2 separate regions of the Homo sapiens genome follow, and region 2 is linked to region 1. A link is a contact called in ENCODE Hi-C or POLR2A ChIA-PET data. All regions are on one chromosome and are shown on one strand. Each heading gives the region's core, a stretch centred on a gene start or an enhancer-like site at or near the end of the contact. The rest is flanking DNA. Distances are from core to core; before and after follow the strand shown. Region 1 holds the start of HERC6 (HECT and RLD domain containing E3 ubiquitin protein ligase family member 6). Region 2 overlaps HERC3 (HECT and RLD domain containing E3 ubiquitin protein ligase 3).

What was found. Hi-C counts contacts between places; a loop is a spot of excess contacts on that map. ChIA-PET counts read pairs that join two places held with the same protein, here RNA polymerase II (POLR2A). Pooled maps may share reads with other maps.
Region 2: a loop to region 1 is called in a map of CD8-positive, alpha-beta T cell, with 2.1 times the contacts of the local background. The contact joins the enhancer-like site here to the promoter of HERC6 in region 1. A Hi-C loop is called at or near these places in 3 of 168 maps with a recorded cell type or tissue (CD4-positive, alpha-beta memory T cell, CD8-positive, alpha-beta T cell and naive thymus-derived CD4-positive, alpha-beta T cell), 3 of 37 single-sample maps with no recorded cell type and 10 of 50 pooled maps. POLR2A ChIA-PET finds 5 or more read pairs at or near these places in 1 of 52 experiments (CD4-positive, alpha-beta T cell).

The regions. Positions count from the first base shown.
Region 1 is chr4:88,373,605-88,380,183 of GRCh38, reverse strand. It overlaps HERC6 (HECT and RLD domain containing E3 ubiquitin protein ligase family member 6), which reads right to left and starts at 1,332. Exons shown (of 23, transcript NM_017912.4): 1 at 1,064-1,332. The coding sequence starts at 1,262. RefSeq lists an enhancer at 580-909 and a silencer at 920-1,109.
Region 2 is chr4:88,610,340-88,616,875 of GRCh38, reverse strand. All of the region lies in intron 3 of HERC3 (HECT and RLD domain containing E3 ubiquitin protein ligase 3), which reads right to left. Among named protein-coding and RNA genes, the nearest start is that of HERC3, 21 kb to the right of the region's middle. Within about 2 kb of position 4,600, at least 14 of the 41 ENCODE cell types and tissues checked have a DNase peak (open chromatin) inside an H3K27ac peak, as active enhancers do; they include CD4-positive, alpha-beta T cell and CD8-positive, alpha-beta T cell, where a contact is called at or near this core.

The DNA.
Region 1 (6,579 bases), core at 83-2,582:
TTATATATTATATATATATTTATATATTATATATATTTATATATTATATATATTTATATATTATATATATTTATATATTATATATATATTTATATATTATATATATTTATATATTATATATATTTATATATTATATATATATTTATATATTATATATATTTATATATTATATATATTTATATATTATATATATATTTATATATTATATATATTTATATATTATATATATTTATATATTATATATATATTTATATATTATATATATTTATATATTATATATATTTATATATTATATATATATTTATATATTATATATATTTATATGCTATATATATATTTATATATTATATATATTTATATGTTATATATATATTTATATATTATATATATTTATATGTTATATATATATTTATATATTATATATATTTATATGTTATATATTTATATATTTATATATTATATATATTTATATATTATATATTTATATATTATATATTTGTATATATTTATATATTATATATATTTATATATTTTATATATATATTTTTATATATATATATTTTTTAATGCCCCAGTGTATTTCTAAGGGAGATACAGGTGTCTGACCCACAAACCACGTTTGTAAGGTCAGGCTGCCTTCTCCAGGTAGAACCGCGCAGGCGAGGATTTATCTGCAAGGCAAGCCGGAGGGACCACATCTCTTTCCAGAGCAGCGCTGACCAGGTTAGTTTCGGCTCTCAGTTTCGCTTTGAACTTGAATTGGAAACCGAAACAAATCCGAGGGGCGTTGGGAAAACGAAACTGAGGAAGTTGCTCTTCGGTAGCACAGGGCACCATTTTCCTGGTTCCTGTGGCTCTTCGGGCCCCGAGGAATCCAAGGCTCCCAGCACCCCTCCCTGCCTGGCCCGCGGCGCCCAGCATCTGAGCCGCTCCCTGCACCTGGGCCCCCGCGCCCCTCACCCGGGTCCCAGCGCTCCGCACCCGGTTCCCTGCGCCCGGTACCCAAGCCCCCGCGCCCATGTACTGGGGTCCTCACACCCTGCACCTGGGGCCCCCCGCTCACCTGGCAGCTCCCCGCGCTGCGCGCCCCTGCGGCCCAGCTGACCCCTGCTGTTGTCTCCGCACGAGAGGACCCTGTGGTTGGTCAGCAGCAGCAGAGAGTGGCGCTCCCCGCTGGCCGCCTGCAGTAGCTCAGCCCCGGGGCTGCCCGCCGTCCTCCGGCGCTGCAGCTCCCTGGAGTCGGCGCCCCAACAGAAGTACATCCCGCTTCTGCGCCCTGTCGCCTGCTCCGGATTCCGTCGGTCCCGCTGCGACAGGCTCCCGAACGCTGGTGACTGGGTGCGCGATGATTTCCTGAATATCAAGAGACTCACCCTGTCTTCAACCCGCCCCAGGGGCGCAGCCCTGGCCCCATGTCAACTCTCGCTGCCTGAACTTCAAGTGCTGAAGAGCAGAGAGGGCGTCCCAGGGAATAAAACTGAGTTTACATCCTAAGCCATTTATGAGTCGTGAATGCCACTTTGGGCAAGTTACCTAATGATTCCGTGCTTCAGCTATCATATCTACGAAATATGGACTGCAATTCAGCAAATCTAATATGTCGGGATAATTTAATAGGCACATAAAGTGTTAGAATAATACCTAGAGTGGTTAATAAAGCATCTGAGTGCCCACCTCATTCCAGACCTTTTTTGGCATTGAAAATATGTTTGTTTTTTGTTTGTTTGTTTGTTTGTTTGTTTGAGATGGAGTGTCGCTCTGCTGCTCAGGCTGGAGTGCAGTGGCACCATCTCGGCTCACTGCAACCTCCACCTCACGGGTTCAAGCTGATTCTCTTGCCTCGGCCTCCCGAGTAGGTGGGATTACAGGCATGCGCCACGACGCCCGACTTAATTTTTGTATTTTTAGTAAAGATGGGGTTTCACCATGTTGGCCAGGCTGGTCTCGAACTCCTGACCTCAAGTGATCCACCCCTCAGCTTTCCAAAGTGCAGGGATTACAGGCGTGAGCCTCTGGGCCCCGCCTGAAAATACAATTAGTGAAAGACAAGATCCTCTTGATGCGTTTACATTCTCCTGAGGGAAAGAGAACATAAACAGATAAACACATAGTGTAATATCAAGGGGCAACGAAAAATACAACAGGAACCAGAGGGTGGAGGCGGAAGGCACTGGTATTTGAGATGATATTAGGGAAGATCTCTCTGATGAAGTGATATTTGTGCAGAGAGCTGAGGGGACATGGGAAATGAGGGAATGAGTCGTGATCACACCTGAGGGCAGAGGATGAAAAGAAGCAGTTGGAAGGTTTTGAATAGAGAAGAGCCATGATCTGACTTCAGTTTTTAAAGATTCATCTGGCTGCTGTGTGAAAAATAATAGGACAAAAATGGAAGCAGAAAGCCAGTTAGCAGAGACTACTTCAGAGTTCAGGTCAGGTGATATCCTAGAAGGGAAGAGAGGAGAAGTTATTAGATTCAAGACATGTTTTGAAAGTAAGAGTCCACAGATTTGATGATGGATTAGAAATTGGGGGGAAAGAAGAAAAGGGATTAGGGATTACTCCAGGGTTGGCTTTAGGGGTTACTCCAAGGTAAACTCTACTGGACTGGGAAACCCTGAGGAAGGTGCAGGTTTAAGCTATGTGTGTCTGGAATACAGATTGGTAATGATAACTGTAAGATGCTTGTTAATCAAGAAGGCAATAGGATAAACTGTTTTGGAGTTGTAGAGAGAAGCTTGGGTGTAGTCAGAAAATTGGGAGCCATCAGTGTAGAGGTGATGCTTAAAGCCAGATGGCTGAATGAGAACACCCAGGGGGTGAATGTGGTGACAGTATAGCAGAGGCTAGAGGACTGATCATAGGAGGAAAACCAGGAGGAGGAGTTATAGACAGAGCAAGTAACGAATAAAGGAAGGATCAACTCTGTCAATTTCTTGTGGAGCAAGGTAAGGATTGAGCACTGATTTTTATTTATTTATTTGTTTGTTTGTTTGAGATAGAGTTTCCGCTCTTGATGCCCAGGCTGGAGTGCAATGGCGTGATCTCAACTCACAGCAACCTCCGCCTCCCAGGTTCAAGCAATCCTCCCGCCTTAGCCTCCCAAGTAGCGGGACTACAGGCACGTGCCACTACGCCCAGCTAACTTTTGTATTTTTTGAAGAGATGGGGTTTCATCATGTTGCCCAGGCTGGTCTTGAACTCCTGACCTCAGATGATCTGCCTACCTCAGCCTTCCAAAGTGCTGTGATTATAGGCCACCATGTCCCGCTGAGCACTGGTTTTTAGATTTGGTAACTTTGATAATGTTAGCCATCATCAGCATTATTGATTTTTTTTTAAAAGAAACTATTACAGAACCTATTTATGTAATTTCAATTCACCACTCTTCATGACCATGTTTCAAGTTCTTTAAAGAGAAGAACAAATGTTCTTTATTTTTCTACCTCAAGAGTACCTGGAACTTGGTAGATGCTAATAAGGGTATGTCGGACAATTGGATTGATGAGTAGTGAGTCAGTGGATAGTATTAGTATTTCTGGTTCTGTTTTGCTGTATACCAAATATAACCTTTTTCTGAATAGTAATTTCTTAATGTTTATTTCTTTTCTCAAGCACAAAATGTAGGAGTTTGGTATTATTACCATAAGATACTGAGCCCTCAAATTAAGTTATTTCTTTAAAAAAAAATTTTTTTTTGAGACAGAGTCTCGCTTTGCCACCCAGGCTGGAGTGTAGTGGCACGATCTCAGCTCACTGCAACCTCCACCTCCCCGATTCAAGCGATTCTCCTGCCTCAGCCTCCTGAACAGCTCAGATTACAGGCGGGCACTATCACACCTGGCTAATTTTTGTATTTTTCGTAGAGATAGGGTTTCACCATGTTGGCCAGGCTGATCTCGAACTTCTAACCTCAAGTGATCCGCCTGCCTCAGCCTCCCAAAGTGCTGGGATTACAGGCGTGAGCCACCACTCTTGGCCTAAAAAATCTTTTATTGATACATAATAGATGCACATGTTTTGGGGGTACATATGATAATTTGACACATTATCAAATTGGGATATCTATCGCCTTAAATAATTTATCTTGGGCTAGGCACAGTGGCTCATGCCTATAATCCTAGCACTTTAGGAGGCCGAGATGGGAGGATCGCTTGAGCTCAGGAGTTGGAGACCAGCCTGGGCAACATGGTGAAACCCCATCTTTACAAAAAATAGCTGGGTGCAGTGGCACATACCTGTAGTCCCAGCTACGTGGGAGGCTGAGGTGGGAGGATTGCTTGAGCCCGGAGCCTGGGAGGTGGAAGGTGCAGTGAGCCCAGATCGTGCCACTGCACTCCAGCCTGGGCGACAGAGCCAGACCCTATCTCAAAAAAAAAAAAAAAAAAAAAAGGAACATTCAAATTATTATTGGCTAGTGGTTTTGAAATGTACCTATAGTCATTCTACTGAGCTATTGAACCAGGTCTTATTTCTTCTATCCAACTGTATATTTGTACCCATTAATCAACCTCTCTTCATTTTCCTCACCCCTACCCCTACTCTTCCTGGACTCTGGTTACCAACAATGTACTCCTTATCTTCATGAGATTCACTTTTTTTTTTTTTACTCTCTGACATATGAGTGAAAACACGTGATAATTGTCTTTCTGTGCTTGGCTTATTTCATTAACATAATGACCATTCCACCCATGTTGCTGCAGAAATGACAGAATTCCATTCTTTTTTTATGGCTGAACAATATTTCATTATGTATATGTACCACATTTTCTTTATCCATTCATCTATTGATGGGCACTTAGCCTGATTCCAAATTTGGGCTATTGTGAATAGTACTGCAGTAAATGTGGGAGTGCAGATGTCTCTTTGATATATTGATTTCCTTTCTTTTGTATATACACAGAGTAGTGAAATTGCTGAATCATATGGTATTTCTATTTTTAGTTTTTTGAGGAACCTCCATACTGTTCTCCATAGTGGCTGTACTAATTTACATTCCCACCAACAATGTATGAAATGTACATCAACAGTGTACGTTTCTTTACATCCTCACCTGCATTCCTTATTCCCTATCTTTTGGTAAAAGCCATTCTAGCTGTGGTGAGATGATATCTCATGGTTTTGATTTGCATTTCTATGAAGATTAGTGATGTTGAGCATTTTTTCTTATACTTGTTGGCCATTTGTATGTCTGCTTTTGAGAAATGTCCATTCAGATCATTTGCCCTTTTAAAATCAGATTTTTTTTTTTGCTGTTCAGTTATCTGAGCTTCTTATAATAATATGGTTATTAATCCCTTGTCAGACAGATAGTTTACAAATATTTTTCTCCCATTCTGTGGGTTGTCTCTTCACTTTGTTGAGTTTCCTTTGCTGTGGAGAAGCTTTTTCGCTTAATGTAATCTCACTGGTCTATTTTTGCTTTTGTTTCCTGTGTTTTTGAGATCTTCCACAAAATTTTTTGCCCAGAGCAATGTCCCAAAGCATTTCCCCAATGTTTTCTTCTAGTAGTTTCACATCTTATATTGTCTTTAATTAACTTTGATTTGATTTTTGTATATGGGTCTAGTTTCTTTCTTTCTTTTTTTTTTTTTCTGAGATGGAGTTTTGTTCTTGTCTCCCAGGCTGGAGTGCACTGGCACAATCTCTGCTCACTGCAACCTCCACCTCCCAGGTTCAAGCAATTCTCCTGCCTCAGCCTCCTGAGTAGCTGGGATTACAGGCCTCTGCCATCACGCCCGTCTAATTTTTATATTTTTAGTAGAGACAGGGTTTCGCCATGTTGGCTAGGCTGGTCTCGAACTCCTGATCTCAGGTGAACCATTCGCCTCGGCCTCCCAAAGTGCTGGGATTACAGGTGTGAGCCACCACGCCCGGCCAGGGGTCTAGTTTCATTCTTCTGCATGCAGAAGTTTTCCCAGCACCATTTATTGAAGAGACTGTCCTTTCTCCATTATATATTTTTGGCTTCTTTGTCAAAAATGAGTTGGCTCTAAGTGTGTGGATTTATGTCTGAATTCTATATTCTGTTCCATTGATCTGTGTATCTGTTTTTATACTAATATGCTGATTTGGTTACTAGCTTTGTAGTACATTTTGAAGACAGGTAGGGTGATGCCTACAGCTTTGTTCTTATGCTTATTGCTTTGGCTGTTAATGGTCTTCTATTTAAAAAAAATAATAATAACTTTTATTTCCCTGAAAAAAGTCATTGGAATTTTGATGGGAATTGCATTAAATCTATAGATTGCTTTGGATAATATAGACATTTTAACAATATTGAATCTTCGAATCCATGAGCATTAAACATCTTTCTACTTTTTGTCTTTTCTTCCTTCCTTTCCTCTCTCTCTTTCTCTGTCTCTTCCTCTCTTTCTTTCTTCTGAGTCTCACTCTGCCACCAAGGCTGGAGTGCAGTGGCACCATCTCGGCTTACCACAACCTCCACCTCCTGGGTTCAGGAGATTCTCATGCCTCAGCCTGCCGAGTAGCTGAGATTACATGCGTGTGCCATCACGCCTGGCTAACTTTTGTATTTTTACTACAGACAGGGTTTCACCATGATGGTTAGGTTGGTCT
Region 2 (6,536 bases), core at 3,351-5,850, 230 kb before region 1:
ATTCCACTCCAGAACAGAAAGATGGGAAACACATGAGGCAACTGTGCTACTGACTTAGCCTATCCTAGAAATACCTCTTCTCATGTGAGATGATAAATTTTACTCATTGTTCATGACACAGCTTAGCATTCTGTTGTTACTTGAAACTGCAAGCATAGCGACTAATACATTACCACTAAAACAAACAAACAAACAAACAAACAAAAACAGAGATCATGTAGGTTTAGACTCCAGAGTGAGCTCTTCTTAGGCAACTGAAGGATGCAGAAAGGAAAATCACTTGCATTCTTTCAGGTCATTTATCTCTCCATCCAAAGATTCACCCCCATCACAGCTAACTGGAAGTCTACAGTAACTGCCCAAAGATTTCAGCTGGGCTAGGAGCCAGTGGATTGCACTCTATTTACTAAGCCTATGACAAGATCATACTACCCAGCTAACTGGTGCCAAACCACTACAAGACTTTCAGGAGCACCATAAAGTAGTCCCTGGTGTACCACAGTGCCCACAGCGACCTAATTTGATTCCCTTATCTTTGCCATTTTGGATGAGAATGCTGGAAGTAATGGTAACAATTGCATAGAGAGAAGATGTATGTATGCATGTCCATATGTGGATAATCAGTTTTACAGTGTACCCAACATATGTAAGGTACTTTTCATGAGAACAATAAAGTAAAGAACTGCAAAAATTAACAATAAAGAAAATAGACTTATCCTTTAAAACCTAAAATAAAAATGAACATAATATAAACTCTCCCTTAACAACCCTAACTTATAACATCTTCCTCAGCTGAATGTCCATATCATTCATCAGATCCTGTAGTATTAAGGGAATCTATAAAAGTGACCAACACAATTTATAGATGTATATGTTTGTATACATCTAGAAACTGTATGTATTTGTCATGAATGTATTAATTTGTTAATATGCTGGAATAGCAGGATAAAAACAATTGTAATGAAAAGTGTCAACACAAATTACTACTACTGCTACTACAAATAATGATAATAGCTAGTACTTGCTTTGGCAGCATATACACTAAAATTGGAATGAAATAGAGATCAGCAATTATTTTTTCAAATTAAAAATAAGAATAAATAATAATAGCTAGTACTAATTGAGTGTTTACTATAAGCCAAGCATTATTCCAAGTATCTGATAGGCAATGTATTAAATCTTCACAACCCTAATAAGTAGACATTATTATCTACATTTACAACTAAGGAAACTAAGACATGTAGAGTTTAAGCAACTTTCTCCAAGTCACACAGCTAGTCCATGCTCTTATTCATTATACTGCCTCCATAATTAGCTAATACTCTAAATTAAAATTATTCACAATCATGATTTCAGTTGTTGCAAGTCAGTTAATAATTATAATAGAAATTTCAATGCATATTTTAATAATAAGTGAAAAAATGATGGAAAGTCTACAAGGATATGAGACCATACATCTGTTAGAGGGTTATCAAAGATTTCAACATTACATGCTATCACAAATGGCATTCACTCAAAAAGACATACAAAGAATTCCAGTAGCCCTTGAAGAGATGTAAAATATCAGCTGACCAGATATACCCCATTCAGGCTGATAAACTACAACATTCTACCTACCCCAGATCTATAAAGATCATAGATCACCAACCTAGATGAAATCATCAAAATTGCCAAACTAAAAAATTGCTATTGTAACACAAAAATTCAGAATTAAAGGGTGGATTTACAAAAATCGCTGAACATCCCTAGAATCCTGAAACCATCTCCAAAGCTGCCCCTTCTCCAAAATGTTACAATTCGCTCCTCCAACAAGCTCACAAACTTAAGATAAATGTGAACCTTATAATGTGTGTAGGTATAGAAGATGACATTTGTTAGAATTCAGAATTCAGTACTGTTGGTGACCTATCTCTTCACTGCAGGACACTTATTTTGACACACATAGGACCTGTATCACCTGTTTGACACCTGCTGAACTGCAGGATATAACCTTTTTGGGTATATCTTATATTCTCACCTGGTCTATAAATGCCCAAAGGGTGGGATCTGCACTAATTTGTTGTGTTGTAAGAGTATTTAAAACAAATGAGGAATCTAGAAGTTTAGTCACTCAGTAAATGTCTGCTGAATCAGTGACTGAATAAGAAGTAAATAATTCAAGAAAATAAAAAAACAAAGAACAAGAGGCAAATAGCAAGACAAAATACATCAGCCTGAAATATGAATTATCATGTGTGCTTTTTATTTGGTGCTCAAAAGAGCTTAAAAAGGCAGCTGACAAACAGTAGTCTAATGGGTTTCAAGATAAAAAGGGAATTGTTTCTTAGTACCTTTTACCAAAGTACCTTGATCATATTTGTATTTAAACAATAAATTAAGGAATACAAGCTTCTGGGTGGGCAAGTTTATATCTTTTTTGTTTCTTTAATAAGTACTGAGTGGAAATTAAATGTAAACAAGTTTGACAATAAAATCTTATCAGCCATTCTCAATCAGCCTGAGGTTACAAAAATGTCTGTGAACAAAATTCTAGGATTATTAAACCCAAACTGTCAGTACCTAAGCAAGACTCAAACTCAACTCCCTTTTCTTTCCTCCTTTACATATACCTTGGATAATAATACTGACCTACTTTACAAAGCTATCATGAGGATTAATCAGCTTAAAAATGCTAAGCATATCAGAAATAAAGAGAGCTTATATATGTATCATTAACCACTTTTATAATTAACAAATTAACTAAAATTCTTGTTTCACGAAGCAAACCATTTTGTTAATTACTTAAAAGTAATACTGCAGGTTTTTAAAAGTCACAAATACCTCACACTAACAAGTATGCTCATTAATAAGTACACATTTTCTAAAACACTCAAGTATCTTTATAGAATGTAGGCTGAGTATCAGACAGAAAAAAAATTCCGATCAATTATCCCACAATAAAATTATTAAATGACAGTTTCTCCTGATCCTTAGACCTCTGAACCAGAAAGTCATCTACCTAGCTATCAAAGGAGGCAAGACATCCTACTAGTTTTGATTATAACCATTATCACCAAAATCAGAAAGGGGTGCACAGCCTCCTGAACCACCTGCCATTCCTAATAAGGAACAGATGGGGCCCTAACAAGTGCAATGTTGAGATCTGAACACTTCCTATGGCACATTCTGCCTTTTATATCAGCGTTATGCCCATAGAAACACGCACTTCAATAACAGGAAGTCATTACAGGGTCCCTTCTATTTCCTTTCAGCTCAGCTGGTTTGCTTTTCAGCAAGAGCTGATTAACATGACAGAGTTATTGCGCCCTTCAGATGCCCGAGAGCAACCTGAGAAGCTGGTTGAAAGCATTACTTCTACCATGGTTAGAAGCAAGCACAGTTTGGGAATTGAAGCTTTTGGACGTTCTGCTTTATAAACCTCATTTATCAAACAGCAGGAAAGCTGTTACATATGGTGATGGGCATTAGGGAAATGCTTAGACTGAATACAAAGTGCGAATGTGAATTGGATTAAATTACCTGCAAGAGGGAAACTAACTCAGGAGAAAGTAAAAGGAACCAATCACAGAGATGAATCAAATAGAGTTGCACAGAAATGTTAGAGCTTGCTTATAAATTGTTACCCTTGGGCTCTGCTATAAGAAGATTTCCTGGTATGTCTACAGAGAATTTTAAAATTTAGCAGAGTCAAATTAGATTACACTAAATAACTGCCCCTACCACGGTTCTTGTCTATTCAAGATAGGGAGAAAGATTAGAAGACACTTATGTAAGTTCAGATATCCCTAATAACACAGAGATTAGCTTACCCTAAAATCCCAATATTAGAAATCAGAGTATGTATGAGGAAAGGAGAACTATTCATTTAGCTGAAGAGTACTGTTTACAATGTGGCTAGGTAGGAATATGAGAGGCATGGTAAATTAAGGTATTTATTGAATCCTTTCTATGGACAACCAGTCTCTAGTTTAATAAAAGAGCTCAAGATTTACTTAATGTCCACTTAGTCACTTATAAAAAATAACATTCAGGAAAAAAAAGCTTATGTTTTGTTTGCTTGCTTTATTAAAAAAAAAGTGGGGAAGGCACACAAGACTTCCTAAAATGCCAGCTCTGTAACTTTATGTCTTAGAAAATTATAAAATAAATTCATGGACAAAAACCATAAGGAAATTAGTAATAACCCTATGATGACTCCAATCACAAAAACTCTGTCTGCTTTGTCGGGGAGGGATGAGGTATATGTCTGAATGCAAAGGTGAGAATGAAGGAGAGAAAAGTCATGTGAGAGAGGAATGTGCAAAAGACTTATAATCCAATACTTTTTTTTAAAGCTGGAAATTGAGTTTAGATGGGGCTTAATATACTACATCTGAAAAATGCTTCTGGGAATCACAGGCCTCTATGCCCTTGGCCAAATCACAAATGAGTCATGGACACACCTAAGCTAGAACTCTGTGTGCTGCCTGACACACTGGGAAAATATCTGGGGCCTGAATAACCAGGAGTTTCAGAATTTGATGTATCTTTGAAATGCCTCCTTCTTACCACACACACACACACACACACACACACACACACACACAGTTGGTCACATAAGGGTATTGCTAATGTGAGAAGTACAGAAATGAGAGTACAAAGAAACCACAGTAGTCTCAGGGTCAGCAACAGCAATAGTTAACTGTTACATATTCTTAAGAAGGAAAAAAAGGATCTCCAAAACCCTTAGAATCACTGAGAGGTGCTTTATATCACTGCTCTGGCACATCTACAGAATGCATCCCAAAAAAATGAATTGATGTGCCTTGCAGCTGAACCAGTTAGAGACAGAGTGTATAACATGGTATATGATGACTAGCAGGACAGAATCAAGGCACACATTAGAAGACTTGTCCAGGTGCATCTCCTACACCAGTACCTTCTTTCAACTTTCCTTCCCCTCAGGAAGGTCAGATTATGTGGCTCCCAGGGTTGTTTGCATTTTAACAGGAAACAAAGTTTCAAGGCAATGAAATAAATTCTCCTCCAGACTAGTGCTAGATGACCATACCCATGCTGGTGGACACCCTGCTAGGACTAGAAATATTAACAAGTCCAATCAGCAAAGTAAGTGTTGATGGTCAGGCATTACTCCATTCACAGCCAGTACTGCAAAGCAAGAAAAAGAAACTTAAGTTTGCCACTTGGGTTCAAAACTCTGTAAGCCACTTGGAGTTGGCCACCATGGAATTAACTCCTTCAACTCACTTCTTCACACTCTCAAAGCCTTAGAGGAACAGTCATACACTCACTTTTTAAAATCCTTCATATTTCAAAGTCAACCAATCTGGGCAATGATACCAAGCTGAAATCACAGACCTGCCCATAACCCCCAGAAAAATCCTCTTTTAAGGAAGGGGCCTTCCATCATGTTCCCTTCCCAAATACCACAGAAGCTACTTGGGGGTAGCATTCCTGTGGGCCAAGACCAACAGATACCTGTAACAAACTAGGCCTGCCACAGACTTCCCTTCCATGTCTAGCAGCTCTCCAGGTCATGGTTCTCAATAAGCAAACACAGAAAACAAGTTCATTCTCTTCTTCCCACTCATTAAAAACAAACGCAAATCATATCCAGATTTAGAACACACCTACCAACGAAAAAGTTAAATGGAGAGAGGGAGGCACCCACCCACATAATCTTTCCATTCAAAGAGGCATTATTCCAAGCTGCTATGGAGTTTATAATTAACAGACAAGCTTAACCAACAACAGAAATTTCTGGAATCTCTTGTAATTTACACTACAGCCTGCCTTATTCCAAATTTAGATCACAAGCATGGGCTGGATTCCGAGGCTGAATCCCAAAGCCTTCTTGGCACACCTCTAGCTTGGGATTCTTGCAGTCACTCAGCCCTGTGGGGAGGGCGTCTGCAGGATGACTGAGGGCCAGCTGACCCAGTATGCAGACAGACGCAGTGCGGCTGCTTTGCCAGAGCTCACTCACATCCAGAGGCCCAGCAACACCTACCATTAGCTCCTTGGAGCTGCATCAGGAGGCTGTGCTAGAGAAATGTCTCGTTGCACTCAGATGTATTCATTATGATGCCTTCTACAGATCTTTGCTATCATTGTTCTGCGAGGTTTTTGCTTCCTTTCCCAGCTGCTACCCCAGGGTGAATCCTCTCCCCCAAGTTCCAAGACCAAGGTGTGCACTGAGGCATATCTGAGCAACTGACTCTGCAGTGAGGCTGCCTGATAGAAGACCAAGCCACAGAGAAGACAGACAAGGAGGGTGGGAAGAGGGTGGCCATCACTGGCTACCGTCAGAGGCGTGTGAACCAGAGCAACTCCATCTTAAACAAGAGCTGGGTAAAATGAGACTGAAACCTACTAGGCTGTATTCCCAGACGGGTAAGGCGTTCTTTTTTTTTTTTTTTTTTGAGACGGAGTCTCGCTCTGTCCCCCAGGCTGGAGTGCCAGTGGCGTGATCTCGGCTCACTGCAACCTCTGCCTCCCGGGTTCAAGCAATTCTCCTCCCTTAGCCTCCTGAGTAA